2 separate regions of the Homo sapiens genome follow, and region 1 is linked to region 2. Evidence: chromatin loops called from intact Hi-C (ENCODE). Cell type or tissue: CD14-positive monocyte. All regions are shown on one strand. Each heading gives the region's core, and the rest is flanking DNA. Links, peaks and the distances in the headings are about the cores only.

The links. A loop is a pair of places that touch in the nucleus more often than their neighbours do. Peaks named below come from ENCODE experiments on the same cell type or tissue, not always from the same donor. Only the 100,000 strongest peaks of a DNase experiment are listed, where the experiment ranks them.
Region 1: it touches region 2 in a loop (5-fold over the local background); 63 of 110 quality-filtered maps call a loop at or near these places.

The regions. Positions count from the first base shown.
Region 1 is chr1:201,482,803-201,494,241 of GRCh38, reverse strand. It overlaps CSRP1 (cysteine and glycine rich protein 1), which reads left to right. Exons shown (of 6, transcript NM_004078.3): 3 at 3,898-4,066; 4 at 5,258-5,387; 5 at 8,866-8,959; 6 at 9,453-10,712. The coding sequence ends at 9,529. Among named protein-coding and RNA genes, the nearest start is that of CSRP1, 19 kb to the left of the region's middle. RefSeq lists an enhancer at 10,925-11,254. In CD14-positive monocyte, for the core only: no CTCF peak of the experiment used is centred there; DNase peaks (open chromatin) are centred at 4,321 and 4,791; H3K4me3 peaks cover 743 bases; H3K27ac peaks cover 2,138 bases.
Region 2 is chr1:201,429,305-201,440,743 of GRCh38, reverse strand. It overlaps the pseudogene LOC124904582. Among named protein-coding and RNA genes, the nearest start is that of TNNI1, 13 kb to the right of the region's middle. In CD14-positive monocyte, for the core only: CTCF peaks have their summits at 4,736 and 4,935; a DNase peak (open chromatin) is centred at 4,833.

The DNA.
Region 1 (11,439 bases), core at 3,280-5,779, 54 kb before region 2:
GAGGAGTAGTCGGTCAGAGGGTTGAGGGAAGTCAGGAATTCAGGGGGTGGCATAGGAAGGAAGGAACAGGGCCTGGGGCAGGGTGTGAGGGGCGCTGCGGATGAGAAACAGTTGTAGAAAGTCAGGCTGGGGAGCAGGGCTCTTGGCGGGGTGCGGGGGTGTTATGCAATGAGCAGCCGCAGGAAGCAGTCTCAGGTCACGCTAGGGTCTCAGGGCCAGTGCAGCTATTGGATATCAGAGCACCAAGTGGACCCCCTAGCACTGCACATGTCCCAGCAGGCTGAGCCATCTCCACAACTTGCTCATTCATCATGCCTAACACAGCACCTGGCACAAAGTGGGTTCCTGACAAAGATTTGTTTATGAATGGAAGGCACATCATTTCTCTTTTCCAGTGAAGTGGGTGATAAGTGTTCACCCCATTCAGGGTGCCCACTGAATCAAAGGACTTTCCCTCCCGAGGAAGGGAGAGGCTAGCCAGGTCTGGGCCAAGGGCAGTAAGGGCCATCTCCCTCATTGGCCAGGCCTGGTTGGGTCCCCAAAAGCAGTTGTGACCATGTGGGTTCTTGGCTCCAGATTCTACTCAGCTTGCCCACCTACATGCCTGTATTAGTCTACTCTCATGCTGCTAATAAAGACATACCTGAGACTGGGTAATTTATAAAGGAAAGAGGTTTAATGGACTCACAGTTCCACATGGCTGGGGAGGCCTCACAATCATGGCAGAAGGCAAAGGAGAAGCAAAGGCATGTCTTACATGGCAGCAGGCAAGAGAGCTTGTATGGGGGAACTCCCATTTATATAACCATCAGATCTTGTAAGACTTTTTCACTATCACAAGAACAGTATGGCGGAAGCTGCCCCCATGATTCAATTATCTCCATTTGGCCCAAGGAGAGATTTGGGTGGGAACACAGCCAAACCATATCAGTGCCCTTTCCTGAGTGTCTGAATGGGCGGGAGGAAGACATGATGATGTCATAGGCAAAGGTGGGGAGAATGACCTCCACCCTGGGCTTGGCCTGGGACCAGGGACTGAGAGGGCCTACAGTATACTCCCATGGTCTTGAAAGGGGCTGCCAGATCCTATGAGCAGGTGGTGGTTCAGAGGCTGGTGGGAAAGCTCAGCTCCGTGGCTGGGAACCTGCCCTGAGGTTATGTGCCCATCTCTGAGCTGTACCCAGCTCCCTGCTGGGGAAGGTGGGTTAAGCAGCCAGCCCTGAGGAAAGAAGAACTCTGTGATGGTGGCCGATGGAACAGGGCCCCACAGGTTGGCCCTGGGCTGTTCCCTAGAATCCAAGAGCACAGGGGAAGCTCACGGAAGCCTTGCACACTTTCTGACACCAGCGTCTCCTCACCTGCAGGCTGAGACTTACTGACACTTTTCACCCTCTTGGCCCCACATGTGTGGCCCACTGGAGGGGAGCAATGGCTGGCAGAAAACCACCAGGTCTGGAGGTCAGGGGCTGGGTTCTGGCCTGGCCCTGCATCTGGCCAACACGTGATCTGGAACTGTTTTGTGGGCCTCGGTTTTCCTTCCAGAAGCAGAGAATCATTCTCTATTTCTGAGTGGGGCAAGGGGGCTCTGACCTCTCCCCTGGGGCTGCCTTTTCCCTTTATTTCCAAGCAGTATCACAAGGGCCCACCAAAGTGGCATCTGGAAGTATGTGTTTCCAACAAATCCAGTCTTTTTTTTTTCTTTTCCCCTTATTGGCTTACCATGATATGGTAGAAATTTATTCAGGCCTGCCTTTAAAATTCCCCTTGATTGAGTCTTTGGTGGATCTTACAAAGACTTTGGTGAGTTGCAGAGTCTCTCAGTATATCACCTGGATGGAGGTAGAGGGGCAGAGGGCCACGATGGGCAGGATTGGGCCTCTGGGAGAACAGAAGGGCCAAGGCAAAGCAGAAAGGAGCAGGGAGGTCCTCGGCAGGGGAGCCATCTGGAAGATGTCAACTTGCAGGCCCTGAGGTCTGCCCTGGGCTGAGTTCCTGGGTCTCCTACTGGAGAGATCAGCCAAAATACACCTCTGTTCCCCCAAGCACTCTTTGCTTTCTGCCTTCTCTCTGGTCTTGGAATTTTCAGTTCAATTGGGATCTTACAGGAAAACAATTCCAGGCCAATTCCTGACTTCCCACCCTAGAAGGGAATGTTGGAGCCCTTGGCCTGTGGTTCCCTCTCCCTCCTTCTTGGGAGCTGGTCCCGGGGGGAAATGGTGGGAAGTTCCATATTTGGATGGCCCAGAGTGCTGGAATGAGATGGAGATCTCCAGAGCAGGACAAGAGGGTCCTTATTTAGTCTGAAGTCTCCAACCTGGGGCTTAGGGTGAGAGAGGAGCTGGCAGAGGGATGGACCCTTTAAAGGCAAGAGGATGGCAGTTGCAAGGAAAGGAGCTGAGAGCTTCTCCGAGGGTGGTAAAAGGCGTGGCTTCTCCAGTGGTATCCCTCGGTTTCTATGTTCAGGACATGTTTGAGGATGCGTCCAACTGAGATGCTGAACTCCAATATTTAAGGAATATGATCAAACCGAATTAGGATTACAGGACAAGTAAAGAAAAAGAATGCAGTTGAATCTCTTGAGAGGAGTATGTGAAAGTTAGAAGCAATGATCTCTTGAAGCTGGGGCCTGTCCCTCCCACTTCCTTGTCTCCCGATGGTACTAACTTTATATAATACTAATAAGAGTAGCCAACATTTATTATGCATTTGTTGTATGCAGGGTATTATGCCAAGTACTTCACATGTCAGATCTCATTTGATTCTCACCACCAGCTTTTGGGGCAGACATTATTATGTTCATTTACAAATGAGGACACAGAGGCTGGAAAGGCAAAAAAAACTTGCAAATGGCTGGAAAGGGAGAGAGCTGGGATTTGATTCTGGGCAGTCTGACTCTTCATGACCCCAGGCTCTGAACTGCTTTAACTTTATTTTTATTTTTAAAAGTTTTATTTATTTATTTATTTTTAAATAAATAGAGACAGGGTTATGCCATCTTCCCCAGGCTGATCTCAAACTCCTGGGCTCAAGTAATCCTCCAGCCTTGGCTTCCCACTGCTGGAACTACAGGCATGAGCCACTGCACCCAGCCCAAACTGTTTTATTCTGGATAGCTGGGCATAGCTCCCCTCTGAGATTAACAGGACGAAATATGAGGCCCACAGCCTTTCCAGCTCAGACCATTGCAATCCCTAGTTCCTTCCGTTCCACTCTCTCTTACCCCAGGAGTCAGGAAGTTCTTCTGTGTCTGACCCTCACTTCTTCCTGTGGTAAAGTGATTTCTGAGATTAGAAACTTCAAATCCTCTTGTGATTAGCATGAGCTGCATCCCATTTCAAAGCCCACCATGTTGGGCACTTAATAAATGTTAAACATTTCTTATGGGGTATCACATCACCTGCATCTCCCCCCGTTGGCTCCCTGCCAACATGCACAGATAGTCTCTTCTGGATTCCACTGTTGAAGGCAGGAAAACTGCCCTTCTTTTCTTTTTCCTCCTCCCCCATTGGGACATATGGTCTCTGTTGAGGGCAGAGTGAGGAACCTCAACAGGCGTCCTGTGGCTTGGGGTCAGCCTAGGCTGTTGCCTCTGAACCCTGTGTTGCACTGCAGCCTGAGGAAGTTTAGGGGTGCAGAGGACCAAAGGAGACACATATGGATTCCTGGAAGAGGAATTGGTGTTGGCCAGCATTTCTAGAGTCGGATATGCAGATCCCATCCCTCTGTCCTCCCACCCATTGGCCATCCCGCCTGCCTCCATTTGTAGACAGTTCCTGAAAGATCAGGATATTATGTATGCAAAGAGGCCAGAGAGCTTCAGCTGTAAGAAGCTTGCAATGAGCAAGAAGGTCACCCCAGCTTCAACTCAATGCGTCCGCTTCCCCTTCCCCTCCACAGTGGTCTGCAAGAAGAATCTGGACAGTACCACTGTGGCCGTGCATGGTGAGGAGATTTACTGCAAGTCCTGCTACGGCAAGAAGTATGGGCCCAAAGGCTATGGCTACGGGCAGGGCGCAGGCACCCTCAGCACTGACAAGGGGGAGTCGCTGGGTATCAAGCACGAGGAGTGAGTAAAAGATCCCCTCCCAACCTTTTTCTTGAGCTCTCTCCCCCACCCTGTATTAGGCCTCATGTGTATTTACAACCATTTTTGGGTAAGCAATGGAAGGCTCAGAAAACCAGTTATTTAAAAGGCAGTCACAGAGCAGTGTCTATGTGTCAGGCTGCTGCAGGAGCTGGGGATGCAGCAGGGACTAAAACAGGCTGGGCTCCTCCCTGCAAGGAGCGTGCATTCTATATTTGTATGAGAGTCAGAGCTGGGAGGGGCCCCAAGAATCACTTAGTCCAATTTCCTCTTTTTTTGTTTTTTTTTGAAAGGGAGTCTTGCTCTGTCACCCAGGCTGGAGTGCAGTGGTACAATCTTGGCTCACTGCAGCCTCTGCTTCTTGGGCTCAAGTGATCCTCTTGCCTCAGGCTCCCGAGTAGCTGGGAGTACAGGCATGTGCCACCACACCCAGCTAATTCTGTATTTTGTAGAGACAGGGTTTCACCATGTTGCCTCCTCTTTTTATAGATGAGAAAATCCAGCCCAGGCTCAGTGACTTGCCTGGGGTCCCACGGCTAGTGAGTGTCGGAGCCAGATCAGGGGCTCAGGGCAGCACCGTTGCCACACCAGCCTCACTGTCTCAGCCCTGCTATCTCTCACTACTGAGAAGAAGTCATTTCCCTTTCTTCGAAATGCCATAGGGTGTCATCAGCCCCACCACACCCCCCTCACCCCACGGCACTCCCTGGCCTCTGGGTAAATGGTGGCTGTTGGCAGTCAGCCTGGCTTGCTCCTCGGCCTGGGGGGTGGACGGAAATGATGGATGAATTACCAAGTTTCAGCCAAGGTCATTGCCCCAGTGGGAATGATTCATCAGCAGATTTCTCCTGTAAAGAATCTGATAATAGACCAGCTGCAGGAATGAGGGGCAGAGGAGGGCAATTCTTAGCAAATGGGGTGTTAAATGATTCTGGGGTTAACTGGGTGACCGAGGGAAGTATGATGTTACAATGGAAATAACATTGTGCTGAGGCTTGGTTTGTCCATCTGTAAAATGGGAGATGACCCTAGAGGCCCTAGCCTTTGTGACTTTGGCAGAGAGAATTGCGCGCTGCTCTGGCATGAGATGAAGGTAGGGTCATGCCCTCTCAGTGCCAGCCCCACCTGTACTTACAGTGTAAGTCACCTCACCCCATGCCCTTCTCCATGCAGAGCCCCTGGCCACAGGCCCACCACCAACCCCAATGCATCCAAATTTGCCCAGAAGATTGGTGGCTCCGAGCGCTGCCCCCGATGCAGCCAGGCAGTCTATGCTGCGGAGAAGGTGATTGGTGCTGGGAAGGTAAGGTGGCTGCTGGGCATGAGAGGGATGGGGGGAGATATCTTCCTGAAATGTGGATTCCAGAACTTTTAAATTGGTGACCTAGCTCTGCTCAGGGCAGCCTGAGCACTGGGGTTTAACCTCTTCTCTTTGTCCCTGTGGGTTGCATGTACCTGTGCTTTCCAGTCTCCAAGGAGCTCATATCAGCCATGAGCAGTAACATCCCCAGCATTGATGGACAATGGGCAATTCATAGGGAGTGGCAATGATCAATCTGTATCTCTAATATAGGAGAACAGAAAGTAAGGGTACGTGGATGGGCTGCAGAGGGTCCACAAAGCCCTGAAGATTATATACAAAGTTTCATGGGAACCTGTCTGTTTCTTAGAAGAAGATCCATAGCTTTTATTAAATTTTCAAAGGATTTGTGATCCCAAAAATATACATTCTGTTTCATGGGATGTGGACTCCCAAAAACCCATCCAAATACCCCCAGGGCAGAGATTTTCAAGGTTCAGACCTACCAGAGCCTCCTAGGAGGCTTTTTTCACACTGTTTAGAATTGCCGCACATGCCCTTCCCCCATGATATTCTGACAGTAGCCCCCAATCACCAATGCACAGTGAGAATCACTGTAGCAAATCAACAGTTCCCAATTGAGCTGATCACTTCCTTCAGATAGGCTGCAGTAGAGAAGAGGCAGAACTCTTGCCCCTGGGGTTTGCAGTGTCAGATTAGCAGTCAGAAAATCACAGAAGAGATGTCTTTCAGCTGTGGGGCCAGAGAGGAATTCTGGAGCATCACGTGAGGCCTGAGATAGAAAAGTGACTTGGCCAAGATCACACAACAAGGTTATGGAATGTCTGGGCCTGGAGCCCATCTTCATCTCTTCTGGATTCAGGTTTTGGCTTTCAAGGCTTTTTGACCTTGAGGAATGGGATAGGGGAATTGATCAAGAAATGTTAAACAATTAACACTTAGGCCAGTGTTAGAATCTCTACTCTCACAGTCATGGTTGGACAGAGATGGGGATTAGTATCCCTGTTGTACAGATGAAGAAACTGGGAGTCAGGAGGATTACATAATTTGCCCAGATCCGCTAGCTAGGAAGGGGCTAAGCCAGACTCAAGCCCAGGTTTGTCTGACTCCGAAGCCCTTGCTCTTACTGCTGTTACTACTGTTAATGCTACTTTGGGCCATTTAGCCTCTTCAAACCCATTTCCAAGGCTGCAAAATGGGAGGGGATCCTAGCACGGTGATTAAGAGCTTGGACTCTAGACAGCCTGCTTTGAATCCTAGTTTTGCCATTTATTGGCTGAGCGAACTTGGGAAAATTTAGCCTTCCTAAGCCTCAGTTCTTCAGCTCTAAAGTGGGCCTGGATGGTGGAGGAAATGCAAAGTGGACCAAGTAATGGCCCCTGACAAATAAGGCAGTTTTTTTTTGTTTGTTTGTTTTTGTTTTTGTTTTCTTTTGGCAGAATTTCACACTTGTCACCTAGGCTGGAGTACAGTGGCGCGATCTTAGCACTCTGCCTTCCGGGTTCAAGTGATTCTCCTGCCTCAGCCTCCCAAGTGGATGGGACTACAGGCACGCGCCACCACACCCAGCTAATTTTTGTATTTTTAGTGAAGATGGGGTTTGACCATGTTGGCCAGGCTGGTCTTGAACCAGCCTGGACCTCACGATCCACCCACCTCGGCCTCCAAAAGTGCTGGGATTACAGGTGTGAGCTACCACACCCAACAACAAGGCAGTTTTAATGATTAAATGAGATAGTACATGTATAATGTGCAATGTAGTGCCTGGTATGTCCTCAGTACAGTTTTGCTATTGTTATTATTATTGTTGTTTATTTTCAGGGATTATTTTGAGGTCACAATGAAGATCCTTGCCATTGACTAAAGGATATGAAAACAGGAGACATTAATATTATTATTAAGTTGGGTTTTTTGTTCTATCTCATTATGAGAATAGAAAATTATTAAGAATAGCTAAGAATCACTATTTCCATTACTTAGGCAGGCTATAAGGTAAAGTTAGGGCTGTACTAAGGAGTAGGATAAGAGAATTTTGCATTCAAGTGGAAAAGGTAGGGAGAAGCCCCACCTTTCTATTGCCTCGCTCAAGAAATGTTGAGCTGGGAGTACTTTTGGGTGCTTATGAATGAGCAAAGGGATTCAGCTTATTTTGGCAGGGAGGTGGCTAGGAAATATGAGGAGAGGTGTTGGTCTAGGTGTGATTCAGTTTTTCTCCAGCCTAGAGAGCTTGGGGTAGCAGCCCCTGCTTTACAGAGGAGGCAGCAAAGGCTGGGTGACTATTGAGGTTGCACCAGCACTGACCTAGACCCAGGTCCCCCCATTTCAGCTCTCTGGAGGAGAAGCCAATGTGCAAGGTTAGGCAACCAGGAAATCTGAGGGGATGAATTTCCTTTCTCATCCACCAGCCTGGGCACTGGGAGTGTCTTTGCCCTTAAAAGGCCTTGTTTTGTCTTATCTGACTGCTGCCTGCCTCTTGCTTTTCCTGGGTTAAGCAGAGCTGTCTACACATCAGCCTCTTAGCCTGCCCAGCTGTTGATGGGAACTGGCTGCGGAGAAGTCTGTCTGTGCAACGTCCCATCACTGTGTACAAACTCGGGCCTCACTTTTTTTCTGGGACAGCTGTTTGCCCTGTGTTACAGAATGCATGTGAGGACTAGATATTTAAACATATGATGCCTGGCCACAGAGAAGGTATTTGTAATTGGATTCTCCTGGACCAGCCCAGCCTCTGAAGTTCTAGAATTAGGTGCCTCCTTTGCCCAAAGGCTATCAGCTATTGGAGGGGAGGGTGGCAGTATGTCCCTCACTGGGTAGCTGTGAACACTAACTGACTTCACCAGTGTAAAGTGCCTGGCACAGGGCCTGGCACAGAGGAAGCCAGAGTCAATGTTGTCTAGTATCACTTTGGAAGGAGAATAAGTCTATGAAATGCATTAAACTCAGCAGGGAAAGTCCTAAGGAGTAGTTTCTCCAGGGGCCACAGAAGACCCTTTGGGTCTCTATGAGAGGCCCCAAGGCAACACAGGGCAGAGAGGTCTTTCTGGTGAGGGCTGTTCAAGTACTAAGTGACAGTACCAGGAGGAGTGCAAAGCCCTGGCTCACACCACTGATCTACTGGCAAGATGGGTCTGGAGAAGGCTCATCTGGCCCAGCCAGTGGGGTAACAGCTACTTTGGTGTTAAACCCACCCCCTCACCTGCCTTTTGTGGTATAGCTGGTGACCCTAATCATCAGGCCATTGCAACATAGCATGGAAGATGGTGCGAGGTGGCGTGTGGTCCCTGGCCTTCTCCCTCTACTGCCTTGCACCATAGGCCATGTCCTCCCAGCAGCACCAGCTGAGTAGACTTCAGAAGTGGCTTGAGCCCTTATACCATGGTTATGTCAAAGGGAGTGGGCCTGGGGTGGAGGGTACCCTCATCACTGGTGGCAGCCATTAACTATTTCCTTCCCTGCCTAGTCCTGGCATAAGGCCTGCTTTCGATGTGCCAAGTGTGGCAAAGGCCTTGAGTCAACCACCCTGGCAGACAAGGATGGCGAGATTTACTGCAAAGGTGGGTGTTTTCACTTCTAATTGAGGGTCAGGAGGCCCAAGGGGGTAGGGGGGCTAAGTAGTTTTGCCTTTGCTGAATGTAAACTAATTCCTGGCCTTGGGATCCAAGATCTGAACATCTAGTATGATTCCTTCATTGTACAGATGAGGAAACAAGACCAGAGGGGGAAAGCAACTTGGCCAGCATCATCTGGCAAATTGAGGCAGGCATAGGGCTAGACCCTGGCTTCCTAACTCCCAGTCCAATGTTCTTACAGCAGATGATGCTTCTATAATTTTGGTGGCAGGGGCAATGGGTACAGGGTACAACCAAGAGCCTCTTCGCTATTTTACTATTGAGATTGGGGTGCTGTGGAGGTGAGGGGGTACCAGTGGACCTTCCTTCCCTAGCAGTCTGGCTGGGCACTAGGAGTGGGGGATCTTCAGCAGGAGGGTGGGTGGTGTGGCTGGGGGTGGAGGAAGAACATGCCCTTATCTCTCTCCTCTCTCTGCAGGATGTTATGCTAAAAACTTCGGGCCCAAGGGCTTTGGTTTTGGGCAAGGAGCTGGGGCCTTGGTCCACTCTGAGTGAGGCCACCATCACCCACCACACCCTGCCCACTCCTGCGCTTTTCATCGCCATTCCATTCCCAGCAGCTTTGGAGACCTCCAGGATTATTTCTCTGTCAGCCCTGCCACATATCACTAATGACTTGAACTTGGGCATCTGGCTCCCTTTGGTTTGGGGGTCTGCCTGAGGTCCCACCCCACTAAAGGGCTCCCCAGGCCTGGGATCTGACACCATCACCAGTAGGAGACCTCAGTGTTTTGGGTCTAGGTGAGAGCAGGCCCCTCTCCCCACACCTCGCCCCACAGAGCTCTGTTCTTAGCCTCCTGTGCTGCGTGTCCATCATCAGCTGACCAAGACACCTGAGGACACATCTTGGCACCCAGAGGAGCAGCAGCAACAGGCTGGAGGGAGAGGGAAGCAAGACCAAGATGAGGAGGGGGGAAGGCTGGGTTTTTTGGATCTCAGAGATTCTCCTCTGTGGGAAAGAGGTTGAGCTTCCTGGTGTCCCTCAGAGTAAGCCTGAGGAGTCCCAGCTTAGGGAGTCACTATTGGAGGCAGAGAGGCATGCAGGCAGGGTCCTAGGAGCCCCTGCTTCTCCAGGCCTCTTGCCTTTGAGTCTTTGTGGAATGGATAGCCTCCCACTAGGACTGGGAGGAGAATAACCCAGGTCTTAAGGACCCCAAAGTCAGGATGTTGTTTGATCTTCTCAAACATCTAGTTCCCTGCTTGATGGGAGGATCCTAATGAAATACCTGAAACATATATTGGCATTTATCAATGGCTCAAATCTTCATTTATCTCTGGCCTTAACCCTGGCTCCTGAGGCTGCGGCCAGCAGAGCCCAGGCCAGGGCTCTGTTCTTGCCACACCTGCTTGATCCTCAGATGTGGAGGGAGGTAGGCACTGCCTCAGTCTTCATCCAAACACCTTTCCCTTTGCCCTGAGACCTCAGAATCTTCCCTTTAACCCAAGACCCTGCCTCTTCCACTCCACCCTTCTCCAGGGACCCTTAGATCACATCACTCCACCCCTGCCAGGCCCCAGGTTAGGAATAGTGGTGGGAGGAAGGGGAAAGGGCTGGGCCTCACCGCTCCCAGCAACTGAAAGGACAACACTATCTGGAGCCACCCACTGAAAGGGCTGCAGGCATGGGCTGTACCCAAGCTGATTTCTCATCTGGTCAATAAAGCTGTTTAGACCAGAACTCTGGTGTCCAATCCTGTGTCTGTGGAGCTGGGAGGGAACTCAATGGGAGCAATCAAATTAGCAGGGGCTTTGGGAGGCCGAGGCAGGCGGATCACCTGAGGTCAGGAGTTTGAGACCAGCCTGGCTAACATGGTGAAATTCTGACTCAACTAAAAATACAAAAAATGAGCCAGGCATGGTGGTGGGTGCCTGTAATCCCAGCTACTTGGGAGGCTGAGGCAGGAGAATCGCTTGAACCCGGGAGGCAGAGGTTGCAGTGAGCTGAGATCACACCATTGTACTCCAGCCTAGGCAACAAATGTGAAACTCTGTCTCAAAAAAAAAGCAGGCAGCCTGGTGGAAATGAATCAAAGTGGATTCGTTCCTGCTTTTTCTAAGGACCAATTACTTCTCAGTATCAATGCCAACTGAACCACACTGTCTGAAGTGACCCGACCAGCCAAACACCACTGGCTTGTCCTGTCTGGTCTCCACCCCCAAATCTGGGCCTGGGAATTGCATGGACTTTGGACTTGGAGGGGCTCAGCTAGGCCCCAAAACTGTGCTCAGAACTTCTCCCAGCTCGGAAAGCCCCAGCCTAAGAGGGAAACTCAACCAGAGGAACTTTCACGTCAAATCTAGAAAGCTCACTTCTACCTAGGAGGGGTGTGGTGGAGGGGCCTGGCTCAGCCTGCTGTGCTGTTAGGGCCCCCACAGCAAGTCCGTGGAAGGCCACATTTTTTTTT
Region 2 (11,439 bases), core at 3,809-6,308:
ATGAAAAAGTGCCACATTTCTTATAATGAAAACAGCAGTTTCCTGTGCCCCACTCTCCCCAAAGGCAGCCACTTAATTTTTCTGATATTCCAATGTGTATTTGCAACAACAGCCTGATAGTGCTCTTTGTAGATTTTTCAGTTTAAATACTATCTAGCCCAGGTGTGGTGGCTCATGCCTGTAATCCCAGTGCTTTGGGATGCCGAGGCGGGATCACCTGAGGGCAGGAGTTTGAGACCAGCCTGGCCAACATGGCAAAACCCCGTCTCTCCTGAAAATACAAAAATTAGCTGGGTGTGGTGGCGGGCCCCTGCAGTCCCAGCTACTCAGGAGGCTGAGGCAGGAGAATCACTTGAACCTGGGAGGCAGAGGTTGCAGTGAGCCGGGATCTCGCCACTGCACTCCAGCCTGGGCGACAGAGCGAGATACTCCATCTTAAAAATAAATAAATAAATAAATAAATAAATAAATAAATAAATAAATTAATTAAAAAAATAAATACATACTATCTAAACTGACTTCTTGTGACGGAAGGCAAGAACAGTGCAAACCTCACCCCAGCCCCCATGCAAACCCATCCCCCATCCTTTCAATACATTTAGTTTCATCTCAAGTTTTGGTTAAGTTAAAAATAGTTACATAACTTTGATTAGATAAATTTTCTTACATCCCATGTAGTATATTATGATTAACCTTCCCTACTTATATGATTTTTGGTTTTCTCTGAAGTTAAGTTTTGCCGTGTTTTTATTTGCTTAGTTGTCTATATATGTTTCATGACTAAATTAGCCTCTTTTTCCTCTTGGCCTAGAGGGCTCAGTAGATCCAAACCTGTGAGGAAGTTATGAGCACTCTTCTCTCTTCTCTCTTTTCTTTTTTTTTTCTTCCATACCCCTCGCCTGCCCCCAGTCTCCCGCTCTAATCTGTGCTAGTTACTTACTGGGCCTCATATACAGCTGTTAGTGATCCTAGAGCTTCCCTCTCCACTGTCCTGGGAATTTCCTTTGCCTCTTACCTACAGGATCCCAAATTCCCTGAACCCCATGCCTGCCTTTTGGTGATTTGCTCCTTCGTTTTGGTGAAACCCAATCTCTAGTACCTTCCTGAGAAAAGAGGCAAGAGAATTTAGAAACTTTGCATATATGAAAATATCTTTCTTCTGCTTCTTTTTTTTTTCTTTTTTTTGAGACTGAGTCTCACCCTGTTGCCCAGGCTGGAGTGCAGTGGCACCATCTCGGCTCACTACAAGCTCTGCCTCCTGGTTCAAGTGATTCTTCTGCTTCAGCCTCCAGAGTAGCTGAGATTACAGGCATGTGTCACCACGCCTGGCTAATTTTTGTATTTTTAGTAGAGACGGGAGTTTCACCATGTTGGCCAGGCTGGTCTTGAACTCCTGAGCTCAAGTGATCCGCCTGCCTCAGCCTCTCAAAGTGCTGGGACCATAAGCATGAGCCACCACACCCAGCCAGAAAATATCTGTCTTCTACCTTGACAGTTAATTGATAATTTACCTGGGCATACATAGAATTCTAGTTGAAAATTATTTTCTCTTAGAATTTTTGGGCCAGGTGCAGTGGCTTATGCCTGTAATCCCAGCACTTTGGGAGGCCAAGATGGGCATATCACTTGAGGTCAGGAGTTTGAGACCAGCCTGGCCAGTGTGGCAAAACCCCATCTCTACTAAAAATACAAAAATTAGCTGGGCGTGGTGGTGCGTGCTTGTAATCCTTCCTACTCAGGAAGCTGAGGCAGGAGAATTGCTTGAACTCGGGAGGCGGAGGTTGCAGTGAGCCGAGATTGTTCCAGTGCACTCCAGCCTGGGTGACAGAGGGAGATTGTCTCAAAAAAAAGAAAAAAAAAATTTTTTAAAGAGATTTTTCTATTGTATTCTAGTTTCCTGTGTTGCTCTTGAGAAGCCTAAAACTATCCAACTTTGAATCTTTTGTATGTGACCCATTTTTCTCTTTGGAAGTTTCAAGTGTCTTCTCTTTGTCTCCCGTGCCTTAGGTCTTTGTGAATAATACAGCTGGGACTTGGTAAGCCCTAGCCCCTGGAACGTTGTGCGTTCAATTTCTTTGGTAACTATCTCCATTTCCAGCTCTTTGTTTTGTTTTTCTGGAGTTCCAAGTAGTAAAATATTGGACTTCCTGGATGATCTTGAATTTTCTTATCTTTCTTGATCTATTTTCCATCCTTTTTTTGTGCCTCTGGAATCTTTCTTCAACTTTATTTTCTAGCCCTTCCAATTAACATGTTATTGTTGCTGTCATATTCCTAATTATTAAGAGTTCTTGCCGGGCGCGTTGGCTCACGCCTGTAATCCCAGCACTTTGGGAGGCCGAGGCGGGTGGATCACGAGGTCAGGAGATGGAGACCATCCTGGCTAACACGGTGAAACCCCGTCTCTACTAAAAATACAAAAAATCAGCCGGGCGTGGTGGTGGGCGCCTGTAGTCCCAGCTACTCGGGAGGCTGAGGCAGGAGAATGGCGTGAACCCGGGAGGTGGAGCTTGCAGTGAGCCGAGATCGCACCACTGCACTCCAGCCTGGGCGACAGAGCCAGACTCCGTCTCAAAAAAAAAAAAAAAAAAAAAAAAGAATGAGAAAGAGTTCCTTTTGTTTTCTGAATGTTATTTTTTCCTTTTTTGTATGGATTCTCTTCCCATTTCATGGGTGCAATATTATCTCTCTGTCTTTGGAAATATTAATCATAGTTTTTTGATGTTTTGTTCTGTTGTTTGCATTGTATGTTTTGTAAACCAACAAGTGTCTGAGACAGATCTCAGTCGATTTAGAAGTTTATTTTGCCAAGGTTGAGGACACGCTTAGGAAAAAGAAACACAAACCACGGTAGGATCTGTGGCCTATGCTTTTTTCCAGAGAGGGTTTTGAGGACTTTAGTGTTATATTAATTATTAATAAAATTAATAATATCACATTAATTAACTATATTAATAGTCCCTTCAGGACTCTGTCTCCCCTTGACTTCTGTGACATCATACTAATCTTATTCTAGCCCTGTCTCTTTTTCTCTCCTCTTCTGAGTTTCTTCCTCTGCCTCCCTTTAAAACACATCAATGGTTGGGTGTGGTGGCTCACACCTGTAATCCCAGCACTTTGGGAGGCTGAGGAGGGTGAATCACCTGAGGTCGGGAGTTCGAGACCAGCCTGGCCAACATGGTGAAACCCCATCTCTACTAAAAATACAAAAATTAGCCAGGCATGGTGGGCACCTGTAGCCCCAGCTACTCGGGAGGCTGAGGCAGGAGAATCGCTTGAACTGGGGTGGGGGAGGTTGCAGTGAGCCAAGATTGCACCACTGCACTCCAGCCTGGATGACAGAGTGAGACTCTGTCTCCAAAGAACAAAACAAAACAAAACAAAACAAAACAAAACAAAACAAAACAAAACACATCCATGCCCCTTGGGGCTTATTCTTAACCTTCGTCTCTTCCATAGTGAGAGTAAACTTGCTAGAGTTCCCCACACACCATGCTTTCTTAGGCCACTGTGCCGTGGCCAGGCTGTTCCTTGGGTCTGTAGTGCCCTTTGTCCTTGGTTGCCTGATGAACTCCTATACATCCTACAAAACCTGGCTCAGGGCTTATGCCCCCTGCAAATCTTCTCTTGAGTCCCCTCTGAGAGAATTAATCACTACCTTCTCAGTATGACATTAAAACACGTTATTGCATGTATTATAAATGTTTGGGGAGTTTTTATATATTCATGTGGCCAACAAGGCAGGAAAAGCAGGCTTCCCTTCTGTCTGGATTTTAGACTGCATCACAAAAAATTCACATTTATCAAGGTAGGTGGAGAGGATACCAGGGAGGGTATAGCAAGAGTATACTTCACTCCAGGCTGAACCCCCTGAATTATTCTGAGGTGGCTGCACCTGGAGTTGGGAGTGAATATCATTTTGTTACAGGCTGTGAGATTCTTGGCTCCCTGGACTCCGCAAGGCACCTTGGGAACCTCAATATCCTTCAATAGTGGAAACGGGAATTTTCTTCATACCTCGGTCTCCTGAGGCATCAGGGACCATCCACTCACTCCTGGCTCCACACCTCCCTCTAGGGTCAGCCGCCTTCTCTCCAAGCTCTCTCCACTTCTCAGTGTCACTGTTGGCCACGCCCAGAGAGGAGCAGGGGCTACTGCAGCTGGTGTCTCTTCCTGGGATGAAGCATCTTGAAGTCTTTAGAGACACTTGTGCACACACTACAGGCCTCCTTCCCATGTGTGTCCTTGAATGGGTTCCAGAGGGTCTCTGAGCCCGCTGGAATTGGTGTGGAATAGCTTTTGGCTTTTCAAAATGATGTGTGTGAATGCTTTTGCATTGCAAAAGTTTTCAAAGGAAGCTTGAACCCCCTTCCAAAAGTTAAGAACCATAGAACACTTAGATCCTCAAGGGAATTCTGGGATTACAGGGAGACCTCACTTTAAGAAAGATAGACAGGTCCAAAGCAACTATGTTGGAGTTACAGTAACTGCATTGCAAGACGCTTCTCTCACATGAACTGTATTTGTTGCTCTCCAAGCTTTAGCCCTGGAATCCACCCAGATCACCTAGCTGTGAACAAGCGTGCAGGGAAGGTTCAGGGAGTGATGAATAAGAGGCTGGGACTGGAAACACTTTTGATTGTTTATCATGTGGGTGGAGGGAGGAGGGACATTCACATACAATCAGCCACTTTGAAAATTTCACACCCAAGCGATCTCAGGCATATAGTCAGTCACAAACAAGTCACCCACACGTTCTTTCCCTTTCTCTCTCTGTTTCTCTCTCTCTCTTCACACACACACACACACACACACACACACACACACAGGCACGCGCACACACATGCACACACATGCACCAAGGCTCACCAATGCTCCCTCTGGTGGCAAGAAGAAGAACTTTATCTCTTTATTCCAGGAATAGAAATACAGCTCCCGGGACTAGGTCAGCCAATGCCAGGTTTTTCTCACATAACCCACACGGAGTACTGAAACAAAATTCACAGTTTTATAATGCCACTGTTTCATGCAGTGCCTTCAGGGCATTTTATTAAACCACAAAATACCTGGAGCTCACTAGCAATGACTGATCTTACACACAATAACTTGGATATTAAAAATTCTTGGGCTGGGTGCGGTAGCTCACTCCTGTAATCCCAGCACTTTGGGAGGCCAAGGTGGGCAGATCACCTGAGGTCAGGAGTTTGAGACCAGCCTGGTCAACACGGTGAAACCCCGTCTCTACTAAAAATACAAAAATTAGCCGGGCGTGGTGGCTGGCGCCTGTAGTCCCAGCTACGTGGGAGGCTGAGGGAGAAGAATCACTTGAATATGGGAGGCAGAGGTTGCAGTGAGCCAAGGTTGCACCACTGCACTCCAGTCTGGGTTACAGAGAAAGACTCCGTCTTAAAAAAAAAATTATTGGTTGAATCCTGTTATTGGCTGCCATTGGACATAATTAAAAATCATACTTTATGTTTTCTTGATTATTTCATCTTTTATGTTATTTTGTAGATGATAATGTGAATCAGGATAATAACAATAATAATCTGCTAAAAACATAGAATGTTGTTCTCAGATTAATAATAAAGGGTGTAAAGTCAGGTCTCAGTGTAGCAGCCCCGGGTCACCAACTTTGAATGAAACATTTATACGCCTGGCCAGGTGCAGTGGCTTACACCTGTAATCCCAATGCTTTGTGTGGTCAAGGTGGGAGGATCGCTTGAGCCTAGGAGTTTGTGACACTCTAGGCAAGAGAGGGAGACCCAGGACCGCTTTACACCCTTTGTTAAGGACTCCAAAGACCTTTTGTTTAAGTCAGTTAAATCTATCAATATTCTCCATATCAGAAATTAAAACTGAGAAAAAAGGTAAACATATATATGTTTGAGACAGAGTCTTGCTCTGTTGCCCAGGGTGGAATGCAGTGGCACAATCTTGGCTCACTGCAGCCTCCGCTTCCTGGGTTCAAGCGATTCTCATGCTTCAGCCTCCTGAGTAGCTGGGATTCCAGGCATGTGCCACCACGCCTGGCTAATTTTTGTATTTTTAGTAGAGACAGGGGTTTCACCATGTTGGCCAGGCTGGTCTTGAACTCCTGAGCTCAAGTTATCTGCCCGTCTCGGCCTCTCAAAGTGCTGGGATTAAAAGTGTGAGCCACCGCACCCAGCCTAAAATATATTAATTCATTTAGTAACTATAATAAGTCCATTTTACATGTTAACTTATTTTATTATATGTCATAAATAATGTAACAATATATTATACATTATAATGTAAAAAATAAATACAAATAAAATATTATTTAATATAAATAAAAGGTTTTGTGATAAAATTACAGAGCAGAAATACCTAGTGAAGAGTGGCATTTTATTACATTTTTACAAATCCTTTTACTTGTCTGGCCTAATAGAAAACAGTTGGATTCTCATATCTGCTTTGCAATCAATCTGTTTGTTAGAAATACAACAAAAAAATATCTAGTCTTGCATAGATATGTAGTCAGAAAACAGAAGTTTTTTTTTCAAGACAGATTCTCATTCTATTGCCCAGGCTGGAGTGCAATGGCATGATCTTGGCTCACTGCAACCTCCACCTCCCTGGTTCAAGTGATTCTCCTGCCTCAGCCTGCTGAGTAGCTGGAATTACAGGTGCACGCCACTATGCCCAGCTAATTTTTGTATTATAGTAGAGACGGGTTTTACCATGTTGGCCAGGCTGGTCTTGAACTCCTGACCTCGTGATCCGCCCACCTCAGCCTCTCAAAGTGCTGGGACTGCAGGAGTGAGCCACTGTGCCCGGCTGAGAGAAGTATTTTAATAGCATTTTCAGAGAATTGTGGATATTCTTGGGTACTACATCAAAACTCGATAAGTGGGAGTTTCTTAAGGGTTAGCTACAATGTACAATCTGAAACCTATCAATAAAGTTTTAATACTCTGGATTTTGTGACATTATGCCTTGGTCATTTGGAGGATATTGATGTTCCGAGTTATGCATATTTTCCAAATGTTGATGCATTTCATACATTAAACAATGATAAACAATTACATTCTTAATATCACCATTGATCTTATCTGAAAAGTCTTTACGTGTTTGGGAACCTGTCAAGCTCATGATGGCAGATAGAACTTTTCAAGATTCAAATTTTTGTTGGAAAGCTTGAATTTTATAATTGGCAACAAGTACTCTGAACTGTTTTCCTTGGAGTTACAGGCTTAGGCTGGGTGCGGTGGCTCATGCCTGTAATCCCAGCATTTTGGGAGGGTGAGTCTGAAGGATCACCTGAGGTCAGGAGTTTGAAACCAGCCTGCAACATGGTGAAACCCCGTCTCTACTAAAAACACAAAAAATAGCTGGCCGTGATGGTGCATGCCTGTAATCACAGCTACCCGGGAGGCTGAGGCACAAGAATCACTTGAACCTGGAGGGTGGAGGCTGCAGTGAGCCGAGATTGGGCCACTGCATTCCAGCCTGGGTGACGGAGCAAGATTCTGTTTCAAAAAAAAAAAAAAAGTTACAGGCTTACTTTGTTCATTTTTGAGAAAATAGTCAAGTCCAATTAACAGTTTTTCTTTTTCTTTTCTCATCTCTTTATTTTTTTTTGAGACAGGGTGCCCCTCTGTTGCCCAGACTAAAGTATGGTGACTTGATCTCAGCTTACTGTAGTCTCGACCACCTGTGCTCAAGTGATCCTCCCACTTTAGCCTTCTGAGTAGCTGGGACTACAGGCATGTGCCACCACGCGTGGCTAATTTTTGCACTTTTTTGTAAAGACGACGTCTCTCCATGTTGCCCAGGCTGGTCTCCAACTCCTGGACTAAAGTGACCCTTTCACCTTGGCATCTCAAGGTGCTGGGATTACAGGAATGAGCTACTGCATCCGGCCAATAGTCCCCTCCCCTCCCCTTTCCTCCTCTCCCCTCCCCTCCCCTTCCCTTCCTTTTTTTTTTTTTTTTTTTGAGATAGGATTTCATTCTGTTGCCCAGGCTGGAGTGCAGTGGTGCTATCTTAGCTCACTGTAGCCTCGACCTCCCAGGCTCAAGTGATCCTCCTGCCTCAGCCTCCCAAGTAGCTGAGACTACAGGTGCACACGATTATGACTGGCTAATTTTTGTAATTTTTGTAAAAATGAGGTCTTACATGTTCCCCAGGCTGGTCTCAAACTCCTGGGCTCAAGTAATCCTCCCACCTCGGCCTCCCAAAGTATTGGAATTACCAGTGTGAGCCACTGCATCCAGACAATAGTTTTTCAATCAGTCCTTTTCTCAAGTAAAAATGATGCCTTGGCTGGGCGCAGTGGCTCACACCTATAATCCCAGCACTTTGGGAGACTGAGGTGGGTAGATCACCTGAGGTTGTGAGATCGAGACCAGCCTGACCAACATGGAGAAACCCTGTCTCTATTAAAAATACAAAATTAGCCAGGTGTGGTGGTGGATGCCTGTAATCCCAGCTACTTGGGAGGCTGAGGCAGGAGAATCGCTTGAACCCTGGAGGTGGAGGTTGCATTGAGCCGAGATTGTGACATTGCACTCCAGCCTGGGCAACAAAGGCGAAACTCCGTCTCAAAAAAAAAAAAAGATGTTTTATGATGGAATACAGCACTTATAGCTTACACAGATATATAGATATGTATTCCATATACTTTGGTCTATGGCAGAAGTGCTCTATATTCTAAACATATTTAATTTAATACAATTAACATTTTTTTCTGTTTCATCAAGGACGCTTAAATAAAACTGGCTTTTTGGCCCCAATGACTGCAACATGGGAAAGAATAAGTCACCAGTTTTACCCACCATTGCCTTCGCACTATCAGCCCACATGCCAATCCAATGCAAAGATAAATATGGTACCCCCAGGAGTTGGTGGACCACTCTTCGAGAAGCATTACCACATCGCAAACCCAGGATAGTCTGTGACGGGGCGGAGAGGGGTCTGTCTTAGGGGGCCTAATCCCTCTCCACCTCCTGCTTTGGCTGGGGAAATTCATTCCACCCCCAGCTCCCAAGGCCCCCGTTTGGTTTCCAGCCTCTGCTGCAGCAGATGCACTCTGGGTGTAGTTATATGTCTGCAGTCCCGTTCCCTGCTGGACTGACAGTGAGCACCTTGGAGCTGGGCTTTGTGTTACCAATTTTCCTATAGCTGAGCCCTGATGAGCAGCAAAGAGATGGGTTGAAGTGTGGCTGGGAGTCTGCATGTATAAGGAAGCAAAGGGAGGCCTCCTCTTTCTTGCACAGAGAGGAGGGTAGCAGCTTGCCCCTCCCCCTGCCCCATTGTGAACAGGGTGAGACCCCATGAAAGCCCTATCCTCAGAAAGAGGCTCAGCCCAGCCTCAGAGTTTTGGAGAGGTTGTCCTATCCTGGCTAGGGTCTGGAAGGATCTTCATTAGATCTGCTGACTGAGAAGGTCCCACCCTTCTCAATTCCTCCCCAAGCCTCCTGCAAAACAGTCATGGGGTGGGGGCAAGGGCGTGAGAGCAGGGAAGAAGGACAGCTGGGGTCTGTGGAGTTATGGGGCTTTGGAGGAGAATGGAGCGGGAGGAGGAAGCAGCCAGGGAGGTGGGGATACACACCAGAAACAAGGGCAGGGCTCTTTGTCTGTGTTGGCACCTGCTTCCCCCTGACATTTCTGGCCCCAGGCTGGGCACAGGGTGGAGGGGGTGGTCATAGTTCAGGGTGACCTCCCAGGGCCTAAGTTTAACAACAACAAAGGCCCAGTGCCCAGCTGTTGTTTCTATGTGTGTCCGAGCACATTGTTGGAGGGCGAGCAGTTCATCACCTATGTCAAGGTCAGTGAGTGGCTGCGGCTGCTTCTCTCTGGGAGAGGGGGCATCTGGTGCCCAGACACTCCAGGTGCCAAGAACTTGAAACAGATGGCTTCTCAGACGGCCCTTTCCCTGTACCCTTAGCCATGAGCCTCCTAGCCTTATTTCAGGACCCTGAGAAACAAGCAAAGATCCCTCCTGAGCCATGAAAGGCAAATTTCCTGCACTGTGTCTGGCCAGAAGGTGCCTTTCTGTGTTGGTTACTTGTCCATTCGTTTATTCGATGAGCATCTACTATGTGTCAGGCACTGTGGTGGTCACTGAGAATATAAAACTGCATAAGACATAGTGTTGACACTCAAGTTTCTCCCAGATGAGTAAATAGATGACTTCAGTATTGTGGATGCCATGTAGAAAGAGGGACATACAGGGCTATGGGGCCTGGAGGAGCGGCTCCTAGTGCAGTCGGGTGGCCAGGGTAGACTTCCTGGACGAGTCAGTGCTCCACTGAGACTTGGAGGAGGGTAGGAGTATAGGTGGATTGGGAGAGAAGGGCCTTTGGAGAAGCCTCTGGTGATCTGGGGATGTTGAATAGTTCTGTGCAGCTGGGACCAGGGGGCATAGGGGCTAGGGAAGCTGCAAGGGTGTGATCACAGAAGCGCATGTGACTTGACCACAGGTTTGCATTTTATCCTCATATTGTCATTGAAGGAAGGTGGTTCGGGCGGCAGTGGGATGGAGAGGCTTCCGGAGCAGTCAGCTGGAGCGGTGAGGAGGTTGCTGCCATGAAGCTGGCAGAAGACAGTGGCTCAAACAGATACGGTGGCGTGGGTCTGTGGAGGAGGGCAGGTTAGGAGGCCTCGAGGGGAGCAGGACAGGACTTGCTGCTCTCCTGGCTGCGAGGAGGAAGGGAATGGAGCAGAGGGGGGGACCCTCAGATTTCTAGTTTGGCTCAGCGGCTGTGGCTGGGCCTTTGTGTGACAGGGAGAAGAGGAAGGGAGCAGATGGGGTTCAGGGTGGGGCCATCGAGTGAGGAGGGGCTTGGCGGTGCCTGAGCCAGGGTGTTGCCCAGGCAGCTGGGCACATGGGCCTGGTGCTGGAGTGGGCCAAACTGCCCCAGCAGGCCCCAGGGAAGGACGGCAGGCTGGGATGCCGTCCCCACGGACTCCCTCTCCTCTCTTAGCCCTGGCACTAAGTGCGTTCCTCTGGCAAAGAAGAAAATAATTTCTGTCCCTCGCCATCTGCTGCATGGGAAGATGGGAATGGAGTGAGCACGGTATGAGGGGATCAGGAACGTCAAGGGGCTGTGTCCAGCTGCCCAAACCATCCAAGAGGCCGGCACCGTGCTGAGGACAGTGGCGGGGACAGGAGCCAAGGTTCATCATCGTACCCCAAGGCCTGGGTTGGTGCCTGATAAAGAGTGTTTGGGGGGCTCCAGAGTTCTCTGGGTCTGAAGCGTAGGGTGGGGAGGGCAGCATGGGGGATGGACCAGGGCAGGGGCTGCCCATGCCCAGTTCAGGGGCCCCACTGAGGGGTGAGCACAGACAAAAGTGTTGTGTCTGCCTAGAAGGGCTGCTTTTAGATGTTTTTTTTTTCAGTCTTTCTATGATTATATTTTCTTCCTTTAACCAGAATAATATGATATCCAAAGTTTGTCTTAACTGGTGGAT